Linked DNA regions of Homo sapiens: region 2 is linked to region 1. Evidence: read pairs that join two places in POLR2A ChIA-PET (ENCODE). Cell type or tissue: A673. All regions are shown on one strand. Links, peaks and the distances in the headings refer to the core of each region. The heading gives the core; the rest is flanking DNA.

Region 1 (7,660 bases), core at 2,172-4,671:
GACTTGGACTTTGGCAAAAATAGTTATGGGAGGGATAAACGGAGGCCAGGCCAGTAAAAGTGGTCTTTTTATATGAATGAAACCTCATAGGTAACACCCCTCAGAGAAAACAGGTGATGTATGTGTCTTTCAGACCTTTAAACATGTCAGACTTTCAGTTAATCTTTCCTAGATTTGGACCAGGGAGGGCCTCAGAGAAAGCCAGGTTGCATCAATGCAGATTCTCTGCAGATGCAAATCTCCCTCAAAAGCCAGATTTGCAGGGCCACTTCTGTGTGCTGGCCCTCTGACAGCCGACTCAAAATACGTCAAAGTAGTATATTCTGGGGTAAAATATCTTGGTTTCCTTTGGCACCCTCAACATGGCCTTAGAAATGCTGTGTCTGAGGCCAGCACAGTGGCTCACAACTGTAATCCCAACACTTTGAGAGGCTAAGGCGGGTGGATCACTTGAGGTCAGGAGTTCAAGACCAGCCTGGTGAATGTAGTAAAATCCCATCTCTACTAAAAATACAAAGATTAGCCGGGTGTGGTGACGCACGCCTATAATCCCAGCTACTTGGGAGGCTGAGGCAGGAGAATCACTTGAACCCAGGAGGCGGAGGTTGCAGTGAGCCGAAATTACACCACTGCACTCCGGCCTGGACGAGAGCAACACTCCGTCTCAAAAAAAAAAAGAAAAGAAAAGAAACGCTGTGTCTGCTTCAGTCTATGGAGTCATAACATTTTGTGCGTCATCTCAGAGCTATGTGGTGTGTGTGCTGTCTCTGTTCCCATGTCTCTCTACCGTCACATCACCCCTGCTCACTGTGTACCTGACTGATTCTGTCTTCAGGGCCCCCTGCTCCTTTTCAATTCTCCCAGGAAGCAGTCTGGCTTATCCCCTCCAGCTCAGAGAAGACCTATTCTAGGAGCTGTACTGGTCAGGGGACCTGTGGGGACCAGGATGGCACATCAGTGTCCATGCGTGTGGTTCTGTCCCTGCCACCAGAATGTGGCTCCCCTTCTGTCTCACAGGTGACACAGACCTAGGAATCCTACTGTCAGAAATAGTGGGGAGCCAGGAGCCCCATAAAATGTCCTGGTGAAAACCCATCTTGTCAGGGCCCTGGATTTGGCTAAGTGAAGATGGACAGGTGTCTTGGTGTTCCCTTCTGTCCAGCTCTTTCTAGCATCACTTCTTTTTTTTGAGATGGAGTTTCGCTCTTGTTACCCAGGCTGGAGTGCAATGGCGCGATCTCGGCTCACTGCCATCTCCGCCTCCTGGGTTCAAGTGATTCTCCTGTCTCAGTCTCCTGAGTAGCTGGGATTACAAGTGTGCGCTACCACGCAGGGCTAATTTTTGTATTTTTAGTAGAGACGAGGTTTCACCACGTTGGCCAGGCTGGTCTCGAACTCCTGACCTCAGGTGATCCACCTGCCTCGGCCTCCCAAAGTGCTGAGGCGTGAGCTACCATGCCCGGCCTCTAGCATCACTTCTCCTTGGCCCTTTCTTCCTCCTTTGATGGCCTGACCCCACCTTCAGTCAGACCAGAGCCATTTTTTGAAAGTCTACTATATCCTCACAGGCAAAAAAAGGAAAGGCCCCACCCTCAGAAAAATGGTAATTTGTAAGTTGCATCTCGCCTCTTGCCGACTTTCCATCACCTCAGGTTCTCCTCTGCCCCAGGGGCCTTCATTTCTGTATCTTCTCTCCTCAGTCCAGTGAAATCAACTGACCTCAGTTTTGGTGCAGGCCCTGACCCTGTCACCTTGAGCAGATCACTGTGCTTCTCTGGACTTCAGTTTCGTCCTCTCTGCCAGATCCTCTCTGGCTCCTTCCTGCTCTCCGTGGTGCCTCTGTGGCTGTGCTGACTGTGCCCTCCCCCAGTGCCTGCTTAGACCTCCTGGCCTCCTCACATCCCCAAAGACTCCTCTGACAATCTCCCGGCCCTCAGACCTTGTCTCCTCCCTCCTTCCCAGCCCCCCACTCCTGGCCTGGTTTCCATTCCCCTCCCTGCCCCTCTTCCCCTACCTCTACCCGTGGTCTCTCTCCCCGGTCTCTGGGCAGCCACCAGCTCCAGATGCTGTGCTTTCAGAGAAAATCAATAGAGCTGGGAGGCTCAGCAGTTCAGATGAAATCAACCAGGTTAATGATTAAGAAGGCTTCTTCACCCACCCTCTCCCCACGAACCCTCTTCCCCATTCTCAGGACTCAGCTCCCAGCATGGGGGGCTGGCCTCATATTACAGGGCTCCCTGCTATCACTGGACCCCAAAGAAAGAGGATCTCCTCCACAACAAGTCTCTGTGGCCTGTGCAAGGGAGGGAACATCCGGCAAGTTCTAAGCAAATATGGCTACTGCTTTACACTGGAGTGGAGCTTTGACCTGGGGGCTCCTGCTGTCCCTGCCCCTCCCTGCCTCCCCCTTCCTCTCCTGCGAGGCAGGAGGGAGCTCTCTGCAGGGTACTCCCACCCCAGCCCTGAGGCCCTGGGCGCTCTTGCTGTCCTTCCAGCCCCAGCCTTTCCCCCTGCCACCCCAAAGGGGGCCAGGCCGAGCCCAGGAAGGAACGTCCCCCTCCACTCCCATCCCTCTCACCCACCCCAATACTACGATTTCAGGTCCCCACTGCTCTCTGCCTCCCCTCTCCACCTTACACACACACACAAAAGAAAACCAGAATAAACAGTTGGGCTTCTCTCCCGAGCAAATGTCGACCCGTCTGCCCTCTGCGGTGTGCTCCCGCCCGAGAGAAGTAATTCTGGTCCTGTCCTTCAGCGCTTCGAATGGGAGCCCTGGCCAGTCCCGGCAGCCTTTTCCCCACCCCTGCTCCATTCCAAGCGGGGGGATGGGGGGGGCTCTTAACAGGACGGGCCCGAGGCAAGGCTGAGGCACTGCTTGCTCATTATGAAACAGGGCAGTTCAGGGCGGCCTGGGCAGAGGCAGCGGTGGAGGGGCTGCAGCCGCCGAACCCCAGCAGCTGGGTTCCCCTCTCGGGTCACTGAACTGGGCCAGGGGATGAGACTGCCCTCATCTCCCACAGCCAACCACACCAACCTGCCTGCGGCTGCCCCTTCCAGGCTCCTCATGAGCTGCCACCTGTGCTGGGGAGTCAAGTCCCTCCTCCCTTCCCAGGCACCCACCTCTTCCTTGGCCCTTTTCCCTCACATAGATACAGCCACCCCACCCTGGCCCCATCTCCACCAAATCTGAATTCTTCCTGTTGACATTTACAGATGCTCATCTCTTCATTAAAACAAAAACAAAACAAAAAACTTCCTTAATCTCACATCCGCCTCCAGTCCCCTCTCTCCTCTCCCTTCACAACCAAAGCGCTCAGCCAGGCTGTCTCCATTTCTTCACCTCCCACGCATTCCTCAACCCATTCTAAAACTGGGTTTCGCCTCCATTCCTCCACTATAAAACAGCCCTTACTACAGTTACCGGTGACTTCATGTCACCAAACACTGAAGGTGTTTTTCAAGTCAGCCTTCATCTTCTCAGGTCCTGTGTTCTCTGTCTCCTTGGCAGGCTCCTTTCTCAAGGCTTGAGCTTTGGCCCTCTTCCTCTCTAACGACCCTCTCCCACTAAGCCATCTACCTAGATCCTGGTGATGTCTAAGCTCCTAACTCCAGCTTTTTCCTCTCCTTTGAGCTCCCGACGCACGCACCCAAGTGCCTCAAAGATACCTCAAGGGCTGGGTGCAGGGGCTGACACCTGTAATCCCAGCACTTTGGGAGGCCAAGGCGAGAGGATCACTTGAGGCCAGGAGTTCGAGACCAGCCTGGACAACATAGTGAGACCCCCTCCCACACACCTCCATGTCTACAAACAAAATTTTTAAAATTAGCCAGGCATGGTGATGGGCACCAGTGGTCCCTGCTACTCAGGAGGCTGAGGTGAAAGGATCGCTTGAGCCCAGGAGTTTGAGGTTGCAGTGAACCATGATTGTGCCACTGCACTCCAGCCTGGGTGACAGAACAAGACCGTCTCAAAAAAAAAAAAAAGGTCAAATTCAGGATGTCCCAAGCTGACCCAACGCAGTCCTTTCCATCTGGTGGCTGCCTTCCAGTGTTCCTTATACTAGTGGATGGCAGCATCACCCATCTGTTCTGTAGGTCAGCAGTATCAGACATATCCTAACACCTTCCTCTTCTTCACCTCTCTATCCAGTGCATCAACAAGTCCTGTCCAATTAAGCTCCTTACAAGTCTCTTGAATGTATTCATTCCTTATTTCTTTTGCTGTCCCTAGGCCAAGCTATCATCAGCTCACCCTGGAATATCACAGTAGTTTCCCAGCTGCTTTTGGCACATCTTCTCTTGACCTGTCCAATCTGTTTTGTGCACTGCAGCCAGAGTGATCTTTTCAAAGTGCAAATTTGACTGTTAACCCTCCTATGTAAACAGTTTTCCTTTGCTATTAAAAACGTAAAGCTGGCCGGGTGCGGTGGCTCACGCCTGTAATCCCAGCACTTTGGGAGGCTGAGGTGGTTGGATCACCTGAGGTCAGGAGTTCCAGACCAGCCTGGGCAACATGGTGAAACCCCATCTCTACAAAAATACAAAAATTAGCTGGGTGTGGTGGCAGGCACCTGTAATCCCAGCGACTCGGAAGGCTGAGGCAGGAGAATCGTTTGAACCTGGAAGGTGGAGATTGCAGTGAGATGAGATGGCGCCACTGCACTCCCGTCTGGGCAACAGAGCAAGATTCTGTCTCAAAAACAAAACAAAACAAAACAAAACAAAACCAACCAAAAAACCCATAAAGCTCTGCTGCCAGCCACACTGACCTCAGATATCTCAGTTCCCCACACCAGCCATGGTCCCTCTCGCAAAGGCTGTTGTATCAGCTTCACTCTGCCTGGACCATCCTCCTCTCCACTTGCAGGTTTATCTACTTATCCCCTACACATCCTGCCATCTGAGCTCAAGGGACTTCCTTAGGGAGAGAGACCAGGTTATATTTTCTTACTTAAATGCTTCCAGGCCAGGCGCGGTGGCTCACGCCTGTAATCCCAACAATTTGGGAGGCCAAGGCGGGCAGATCATTTGAAGTCAAGAGTTCAAGACCAGCCTGGCCAACATGGTGAAACTCTGTCTCTATTAAAAACACGAAAAAATGAGCCAGGCATGGTGGCGCACACCTGTAATCCCAGCTACTTGGGAGGCTGAAGCACGAGAATCACTTGAACCCAGAAGGCGGAGGTTGCAGTGAGCTGAGATCGTGCCATTGCACTCCAGCCTGGGTGACAGAGTGATACCTTGTCTCAAAATAAAATAAAATCTTCCATAGAACTTGTCACTCTGTAATTATACACTGAATCTCACCTCCCCTCATATCGAATTTAAAACTATTAAAATGTCTTTAGTGTTCTACTAAGGTATCACGGTGCCTAGCAATAATGTTTCTTGAATGAATGAATGGTTGAAGGAAAGAAAAGGTGAAAGAGCTAATCTACCCTGTTTTTTGGGTGGTGGGGGATGGAGGGATCTCTCAGTGGCTCCCAAACCATGGGTGTTTTAGGTTATAGGTGTGGCTCTAGCTTAGACCTGCCTTCCTCTCACCTGGCCCCTGGCATGACACCTGCCTGTATTTACGCAGCCTGTGATCCGGGAGTCATCGTCTTTGTCCCCTGGGGTCAGGCAGACCCAGGAGACAGATGCCCAGGGAGCTGCAGCCTGGGGTCAGAACTAGGTCAATGTCAATCATTTAACAAACAAACGTGTCCCTGGGGGCCTCAGAGGGAAGGCAGCTTCATGGGAAGTGCTAACAAGCCCCACAGGGAAAGGCACACCTGCCCAGGTTTCACTCTGCATGTTCCCCTGCAGTTCTCAGCAGTAGATCTTGGGTGATGAGGCAGGTATGGAGCTGGCAAGCTTAGGGTAAGCTCTTTGTTCCCCAAATCCCACCTTTCTTGGCCTCAGCTCTCACCAGCAGACAGCGATAGCTCAGATTCTTCTGGATGAAAAACGCCTTCAAGGGGCATCTGTTTAGTGGCCTGGAGAGATGGAGACTCTTTCCAATTCTGAACCATCTCTCATTATTAAGAATCCACACCCTTTATTGGTACTACCCCAAGGTCATAGCACTTTTGCAAAAGCCTCTGGAGTGGGGGCTCTAGCTCCAATTCTTCTTCCTATTCAATAGGAAGTCTATTTTCTTCTGTGTGGGCCTCATGGCTAAAGAGGGAAGACGCCTATATTCTTGCATAACAAGGCTTTCAGCTAAAGTTGAGATTTAGAAGCCTTCCATTTTACAGAGAAGGAAAGTGAGACCTAGAGTGAGTAAGCAACTTCACCCATCTTACACATGCCACAAAGCTAGGACAAGAATCCGTTGGTTCTGACCAAGCCTTAAGTGTGGTCTTTCATCTCCTTGACCTTCCCGTCTCTCCCATTTGGAGAGGAAGTATGTGATAGATTGTTATACTAATGAACCACCCTGCCCCCCATACATGCCCTTGTGGGATCCCCTCTGACAGTGATTCTGGGCTTAGCCATGTGACTGGCTGTGGGCAACAGGATATCAGCAAATGATGCAAGGAGAGGCTTGATAAGCACTTGTGCATTGGGAATTGCCCTCTTGGAACGCTGTCCTCAGATTCTGTGTGAAGTAGCTCAGTCTTGCCTCCTTCCAAATGAAAGACTTCACAGAACCAGAGGCCCAACAGGCCTGGGTTAGTCCAGCCCCCAGCTGACGTACCAGCTGAATGCAGCCACATGGGTGAGCCCAGGTAAGATCTGTAGAAAAATTACAAGCCAACACACGGAATCCTGAAAAAATGATTCTTGTTTGGGCCACTAAATTTTGGAGTAGTCTGTTACCCAGCATCAGATAACTGACACAAACTATCTGAATTAAATCCTGGGGTCCTTGACCCTGAAGGCACCAACCATAGGTCAACCCCGTGAACATCTCTTGCCAGTTCCCTTTCCTCACCAGGCTTCTTGTGAAGTTTCCCGAAAGCACGATGATCTCTCACTTGTGCATCTTTGCATATATTTGTCTGCAGCATTCTTTCCCTGTTCTCATGTTCACATTACACTTTAAATATCCTTTCTTCAAAGGTCTTGTCCTGACGCCCAGATAAGATTAGGTTCTTCCTCTTGCAAATCCTCAGTAGCACCTGTGCTTCTTTGTCTACCACTCACACTTTTAATCATGTATTTAATGTCTGCCTGTCCCACAGACTATGAGCTCCACCAAGGGTAGGGAGCATTTGTATTGCTTATTACCTAATTGTTACCTAGCCCTGAGTAGATGCTCCGTAATGATTTTTTTTTTAATTGACAGCAACTGCCTCATTCCCTGCAGTTAATTCCTATGACCCTATGGACTCTTCCTATTCTTTTTTTTTTTTTTTTGAGGTGGGTTCTCACTCTGTCACCCAGGCTGTAGTGCAGTGGTGCAATCTTGGCTCCTGCCTCAGCCTCCCGAGTAGCTGGGATTACAGGCACCCGCCACTACGCCCAGCTAATTTTTGCATTTTTAGTACAGACGGGGTTTCACCATGTTGGTGAATATCCACCCAGGGTCCTGTGGTTCTTAGAGCAGTTATAGTGACTCCAGGCCTCCTTAGTCCCAGAACCTTGTGAGTCAGCTTCATCTGCTTTTCCTAAGTGATTTCCAGACCTGAGCTTACCCAAGGCTGAGAAAAGGGGGCAAGGAAGGACAAGA
Region 2 (7,660 bases), core at 1,850-4,349, 500 kb before region 1:
TAGCTGAAAAGGAGGCTGGGAAATATAGTTTTTATTTTGGATGGCTGTATGCCTAGCTGAAAAAGGACTCTATTACTCAGGAAGAAGAGAAGAAAGGATTTGAGGGAACAGTAGTAGCCCCTGCTACACAGCTCCAGTATCACTCTGAATGCCTTCTTCGGCCTTCACCTTTTTCTGCTCTGGAGATAAACTGATTCCACATTATTCACACAACACTGTATATTCCTGGATTATAGCACTTACTATCTAACTGCACAATAATTTGTTGATGAATCCGAGAGCTCTTTGAGTGCAGGGGCTTTTTCTTATTCATCTCTATATCCACTAGTATGTTTTGCACAGTGCCTACCTACTACATACAAAGTTAAGTGACTGAATTCAATCATTCATTTGATTTAGGAACTGAGGTTTGAGGAGATCAAGTGGCCTGTCCATCATCACGCAGTAAGAGTTGCAACCAGAATCAGAACCCAGGTGCTTGGCTCTGGTGGTTCAAGAGAGCAGACTATGACCAAGTCACAAAGGGGCTTGTGCAAGCAGTCACTGAAAGGTACATGATGGAGAGATCACTCAGGAGGGTGGCCAGAGAGAAGGCAGAGGAACTATTTAGGGATATTTTAATAATCCAAGTGAGAAATGAAGGCCTGAAGTATGGCATAGCAGTGATGGTTGATAGGTAAGTATATATTGAGGGCTACTAAGGCAGCAGAGTTGATAGCACTTGGTGACTGATTGGATGAGGAAGGTGAAGGAGAGGAAAAAATCCCAATGATTCCCAGGTTTCTGAGCAACTAGGGGGATGATATTTTCTTTCACCAAAAAAAATAAGCAGGTTGGGACAGGAAGTGAGAGCTCAGATTAACAGGAGTCCTAACTCGAACCTAAGCTGGGTTTCAGATAGGCATAGGGCAAGCCCAGTTGAGGTCTATTTGCTTAATGGCTAAGAAGCCTCCTAAGAGAAAATTCATTTGAAAGGAAAAAAAGCAACAGGAGCTACCATCCAGTCACAAAACCACAGTCATGAAAAGAGAAGAGAGACTCAGAGTATTTGGGAAGGGAACATTTCCAGGGGTTGAAAAAATGTGGGAGTGGAGAGCCACTGAAATTGACTTTGGGTGATTACTTGTACCCACAAGCTAGTGTGGCCTTGTGCCCAAAGGCTGTCCACTGGAGATGTTCTGGCAGTTGGATACATATGTCTCAAGCCCAGGAGAGAAGTCTCGGCTGGAGACTGAGTTTTGGGAGTCATCAGCAGATAGGAGCAGTGGAAGACTTGGGAGTAGATGAAATCTCTAGGGAGAGTACATGGCAGGAGAAAAGAAAAACGCTGAGGTCAGAAAACACCAGTATTGGCCGGGTACAGTGGCTCACGCCTGTAATCCCAACACTTTGGGAGACCGAAGCAGGCGGATCACTTGAAGCCAAGAGTTTGAGACCAGCCTGGCCAACACGGTAAAACCCTGTCTCTACTAAAAATACAAAAAAAATAGCCAGGTATGATGGCACACGCCTGTAATCCTAGCTACTTGGGAGGCCAAGGCTGGAGGAGTGCTTGAACCTGGGAGGTGGAGGTTGCAGTGAGCTGAGATAGGGCCACTGCACTCCAGCCCGGGTGACGGAGCGGGACTCCATTTCAAACAACAACAACAACAAAAGAAGCCTTTGGCAGAGAAAATTAACGCTTTCCAAAGATCCATGTGCTGTGCTGTACTTCCCAGACTCCTTTGCAATTAGATTGGGGCCATACAGTTAGTTCTGGCCAATGGGCTGTGAGCAGAACAAAATGGGTTACTTCTGTTTGAGGACAATGAAGAGTGGATGTGAGTTCTCCATATTTTTTCCTTCCTTCCCCTACAGTGGAAGCAAAGAACTCCAAGCTGGCACTATTACAAGAGGGAGAGGGTCTATATTCTGAGTTAGTGCTTGGAGCAGCACCTCCCACCTAAAAGAGGGGCAGAGAAGTAGAAGTATAATCAAAATAAAGAAGAATCACAGAAAGAAAATATATTAGTTAAATTATATATTTGGCTGCTCTGAGAGAGACCCAAAATAACAGTGGCTTACAAAAGCTGGAAATGTATGTTTTCTCCCATACAAAACTTCACGCTGGTATGGGAGCACTGCTCCACAAAGCTGTCCAGGGTCCTAAGTTCCTTCTGTCTGGAGGTTCTAATATCCCTATGTGTTTCCCTTGTCCACATGATCTAAGATAGCTTACCACCATGTCCACATCCAGCCACTGGAAAGGGGGCAGGGTGGAGGAGAGGAGAGTGTAGAATGTACTCTCCTTTCTTTCTTTTTTTTTTTGAGATGGAGTTTCGCTCTTCTTGCCCAGGCTAGAGTGCGATGGCACAATCTCGGCTCATCACAACCTCCACCTCCCAGGTTCAAGCGATTCTCCTGCCTCAGCCTCCTGAGTAGCTGGGATTACAGGCATGCGCCACAACGCCCAGCTAATTTTGTATTTTTAGTAGAGACGAGGTTTCTCCATGTTGGTCAGGCTAGTCTTGAACTCCCGGCCTCAGGTGATCCGCCCACCTCGGCCTCCCAAAGTGCTGGGATTACAGGCGTGAGCCACTGCACCCAGCCACTCTCCTTTCTTTTAAGGACAAAACCTAACTTCTTCTCCCATCTCACTGGTCAGAACTACTTGTAAGGAAGGTTAGGAAATGTCATCTTTGTTTTGAATGGGCCTGAGCTCAATGATCAGTTAAAAATCAGGGATTCTACCCTCATACATTGCTGGTGGGATTGTACAATGGTGCAATTTCTTTGGAAAACAGTTCGGCAGTTCATTAATGGTTAAACATGGAGGAGTTCTCCTATGACTCAGCAATTCTACTCCTAGGTATAAAACCAAGACACATGAAAATACACATCTGCACAAAAACTTGTGCATTAATGTTCATGGCAACATTATTCATAACAGTCAAGAAAATGGAAACAACCCAAATGTCCATCAATTGATGAATGGATAAACAAAATGTTACCTATCCATATAGTGGAATATTATTTGGCAATAAAAAGGGTTGAAGTACTGATACCTGCTACACCACAGATGAACCTGGAAAACATTATGCTAGGGGAAAAAAGCCAGTCACAAAAGACTACATGTTGTAAAATCTCATTTGTATAAAATGTCCAGAAAAGACAAATAGGTAGAGACAGAAAGTAGACTGGTGGCTGCCTAGGGCTATTGAGGGGAGGGGAGGTTGATTGGGGAGAAATAGTGAATAACTGCTAATGGGTGTGGGGTTTCTTTGTGGGATGATGAAAAAAGTTCTAAACTTAGTTTGTGGTGATAGTTGTACAAATCTGTGAATATACTAAAAACCATTCAATTGTAGTGAATGTTATGGTATGTGAATTATATCTCAATAAAGATATTTCTAAAATCAGGGATTTTATAACTGAGAAAGAAGGGAAGAATAAAGTTGCAGAGGAGACTTGCAGCCTCTGCCACACCAAGGACGAAAAGGTTTCAAGAGTGAAGAATTAATGGCTTCCCACCATGGCAGACTGAGCTGAGCTGAGGCTGTGTTTTCAATGCTTTTCTATCTCTACTCTTTTTTTTTTTTTTTTTTTTTTGAGACAGAGCCTTGCTCTGTCACCAGGCCATACAGTGGTGTGATCTCGGCTCACTGCAACTACCGCCTCCCGGGTTCAAGCGATTCTCTTCCCTCAGCCTCCCAAGTAGCTGGGAGTGCACACCACCACACCCAGCGAATTTTTGTATTTTTAATAGAGATGGAGTTTCACCATGTTGGCCAGGCTGATCTCAAACTCCTGACCCCAAGTGATCCGCCCACCTAGGCCTCCCAAAGTGCTGGGATTACAGGTGTGAGCCATCCCCCTGGCCTCTATCTCTACTCCTAAAAGAACCATTTCTGACCACTTAACACCCATTAGAATGTTATTTTAAAAAATAAAATAAAAGCCAAAAATAGCAAGTGTGGGTGAAGATGTGGAGAAGCTGGACCGCTTGTACGCTGCTGCTGGAAAGGTAAAATGGTGCAGCTATGGTGGAGAACAATACGGCAGTCCCTCAAAAAATTTAATCTAGAATTACCTTATGACCCAGCAATTCCACCTCTGGGCATATATCCAAAAGATAAAAGCAGGGACTGGAGCAGATATTTGTATGCTCGTGTTCCTAGTAGTATTATCCACAATAACCAGGGGGTGGAAACAACCCAAATGTCCATTGACAGATGAATGAATAAACAAAATGTGGTATATACAGACAACAAAATATCACTTAGCCTTAAATAATGACAATCGGGGGCCAGGCATAGTGGCTCACGCCTGTAATCCCAGCACTTTGGGAGGCCGAGACGGGCAGATCACTTGAGGCCGGAAGTGCAAGACCAGCCTGGCCAATATGGTAAAACCCCGTCTCTACTAAAAATACAAAAATTAGCCAGGTGTGGTGGTGCATGCCTGTCATTCCAGCTACTTGGGAGGCTGAGGCACGAGAATTGCTTGAACCTGGAAGGCAGAGGCTGCAGTGAACTGAGATTGTGCTACTGCCCTCCAGCCTGGGTGACAGAGCGAGACTGTGTCTCAAAAAAAAAAAAAAAGAAAAGAAAAGAAAAGGAAATCTGACACATGCTATAACGTGGATGACCCTTGAAGACATGATGCTAAGTGAAACAAGCCAGTCGTAGAACGACACATACTGTGATTCTGAGGTATCCAGAATAGTCAGATTTGTAGAGACAGAAAGTATAATTCTGGTTTCTAGGAGAAGTGAGGAAGGAGAAGGTATTGGTTAATAGGTACAAGTTTCTGTTTGGGAAGATTAAAAGTTTCTGGAGCTAGATAGTGGTGCACAACAGTGTAAATGTATTTAGTGCTACTGGGCTATATACTTAGCTACAATGTACAATAGCTACAATGGTAATTTTTATGTTATGTATATTTTGCCACAATTTAAAAAGGAATTTCTCATACTCTAATGGTTTTTTGCTGATAACCCAAACTTAAAGAGCCTGTGCTGTAAAATACAACTGCGCTGGATTGTCTTTTTGCAAATAGCATTATCAGTGCCCTTTCTAAGGTCTTTTATGAGATGCAGAGGGGACACTTGGAACTATTAATACATTTTCTAGAATCCCTTCTCTATATGAGCCTAGGTTAGAGTCAGCCAGCGTGAGACGGAAGAGGAGAGGCCATTATGTTTCAATGCCGGTTGCAGACAGAAGCATGGACAGGCTTGGAGTTTAAAGCAGCTTCTGGGTGACCTTCCCAGGAATCACATGCATTGATATTGCAGGCATAATAAGGCGAGCTTCCCATTTGTAGCCACTTACTAATGAGCGTTTGAGAGTCACTCCTTCTGAACTGCAAACCAAGGTGGTCACTCCTCCAGCCCTTCCAAGAGTTGGATAAACCTTTAATTTTTTGTTTTAAAGCCTTTCATACTTGAAATACGTGGAATGGCTTTTGTTTTTCTGACTGAACCTGGATTGATACAATGGGTAGATGCAACACACACTCATGCTTCCCTGTTTGGTGGCATCTTATAGTTTCAGTGTTGAACATGTTTTGAGTTGGTTGGAGGTATATGTATATGTGTATGTGGTATGTGCTTTGTGTGTGGAACCATTTGAAATAATTATAGCCAACATGACACTTCACTCTGAATACTTCAACATACATTGTGAAAAATAAGGACTCTTTTACAAAAGAAAAAAACATTATCATACCTTTGAAAATTAACACAATTCCTTAATATCATCTAACATATCCTACATATTCAGATTTTCCCCAAAATGCTTTCATAGTTGTTTTTCTCTCTCTGTAAATTCAAGCTCTAACACATCTCATCTGGTTGTTATCCCACTTTAGTTTTTAAATTTAGAACCGTTCTCCCCAACCCCACCATTTGTTTGTTTTCATGACATTGATTTTTTTTTGGAAGAGTGCAAGGAGGACATCTTGTAAAATGTCCCACATTCTGGATTTGAGTGATTACTTTCTCATGATTAGATTAAGGTTAAACATTTTTGGCAAAAATACTAGGTGATATCTGGCCATTCTTACTGTATCCTAGCTGGAGGTTGCACTCTATTTAGTGATGTTAAGTTTGATCACTCCGTTAAAGTGATAACAACCAGATTTCTCCATGGCTAGTAAAGTTTGGTTTTTTACGTTATTGATAAGTAATTTGTGGAGCAATACTTTGAAGCCATGTGAGCATCCCATTCTGCAACAATTTTTCACCCAATGGTTTTAGCATTCATTGATGATCCTTGCCTGAATCGAATATTATCCTGAGAGTTGCCAGATAGTGATTTTTAAAAAATTCTAGGCCAGGTGCAGTAGCTCATGCCTGTAATCCCAGCTCTTTGGAAGGCTGAGATGAGAGGATCACTTGAACCCAGGAATTTGAGACCAGCCTTGGCAACATGGCAAAACCTGTCTCTACAAAAAAAAAAAAAAAAAAAAAAAAAAAACTAAAAATAAAATACAAAAATTAGCCTAGCATGGTGGCACACATGCTTGTAGTCCCAGCCACTCAGGAGGCTGAGGTGGGAGGATCACCAGAGCCTGGGAGGTTGAGGCTGCAGTGAGCCGTGATCAAGCCACTGCACTCCAGCCTGGGCCACAGAGTTGCCCAAAACAAAATGAAAACTTAAAGAATTCCATCATTCCAGCTACATTTATTATCCGATTTCTTCTGTAAGTAAGAGCTTTTAGGGAACTTGTTCTTAAATCCAGAGACTTTGAACAGATTCCTTCCAGGTGAACTTGTTTGTGCTGCCCTTTCCTTGACTGTCGTTTTGTATCACAGTGTTTGCGGATAGCTGCATTTTTAAGAGAGTTGCCCCTCTATTTTGTTTTGTGTTTTTGTTTTTTAATACACAAGAATTGCTGACTCATTCTGGATGTGTAGTAAGAAGGATTTTAAAATGTAGATTGGTAAAGGTTAGCAGGTACCTTATTCCTTACTGCTCAGCAGCAGCACTTTTGCCTTAAACACATGGATTAAGCAAGTGTATGGGTCTCAAATAGACACTTGATATGCACCAAGTGAGAAGATCTTCTAGAGTCTTTCTTTTGTGACCTGTTCTTTAAAGCAACATTATGACTTCTCCTTCTGAACAGTAAGTATTTTTTTTTTTTTTTTTTTTTTTTTGGCAGAGTCTCACTCTGTCACCCAGGGTGGCTGGAGTACAGTGCTGTGATCTCGGCTCTCGGCAACCCAGTCACTTGGGTTCAAGCGATTCTCCTGCCTCAGCCTCCTGAGTAGCTGGGATTACAGGCGTGTGCCACCGTGCCTGGCTAATTTTTGTATTTTTAGTAGAGATGGGGGTTATTCCATGTTGGCCAGGCTGGTCTTGAACTCCTGACCTCAGGTGATCCACCCACTTCGGACTCCCAAAGCTCCCAAAGTACTGGGATTACAGGTGTGAGCCACCACACCCGGGCCAAGTAAATCTTGTTACAAATTGTTCTCCTTCAGTCTTGTCTTCTAAGAACTCAGATGTAAACTGTGAGGTAGCAGTCTTTACTTGGTGTTCCTGGACTCCATCTCAGAACGCACCAAAAACATCTATATGATTGTGGAGCCACTCTACATTGTTTCTACTGCTATCACCAGACCTTAATGGAGGTGTGGGTTTTTTAAAAATCAATATACATCTCAAATACATTT

Evidence for each region. ChIA-PET counts read pairs that join two places held together with the same protein. Peaks named below come from ENCODE experiments on the same cell type or tissue, not always from the same donor. Only the 100,000 strongest peaks of a DNase experiment are listed, where the experiment ranks them.
Region 2: POLR2A ChIA-PET joins it to region 1 with 8 read pairs; 3 of 35 experiments call an interaction of 5 or more read pairs at or near these places.

Annotation. Positions count from the first base shown.
Region 1 is chr11:117,297,634-117,305,293 of GRCh38, forward strand. All of the region lies in intron 1 of BACE1 (beta-secretase 1), which reads right to left. Among named protein-coding and RNA genes, the nearest start is that of BACE1, 15 kb to the right of the region's middle. RefSeq lists enhancers at 1,996-2,557, 2,558-3,119. In A673, for the core only: no CTCF peak of the experiment used is centred there; a DNase peak (open chromatin) is centred at 3,338; H3K27ac peaks cover 243 bases.
Region 2 is chr11:116,793,923-116,801,582 of GRCh38, forward strand. No RefSeq gene overlaps it. Among named protein-coding and RNA genes, the nearest start is that of APOA5, 5.9 kb to the left of the region's middle. In A673, for the core only: no CTCF peak of the experiment used is centred there; no DNase peak of the experiment used is centred there.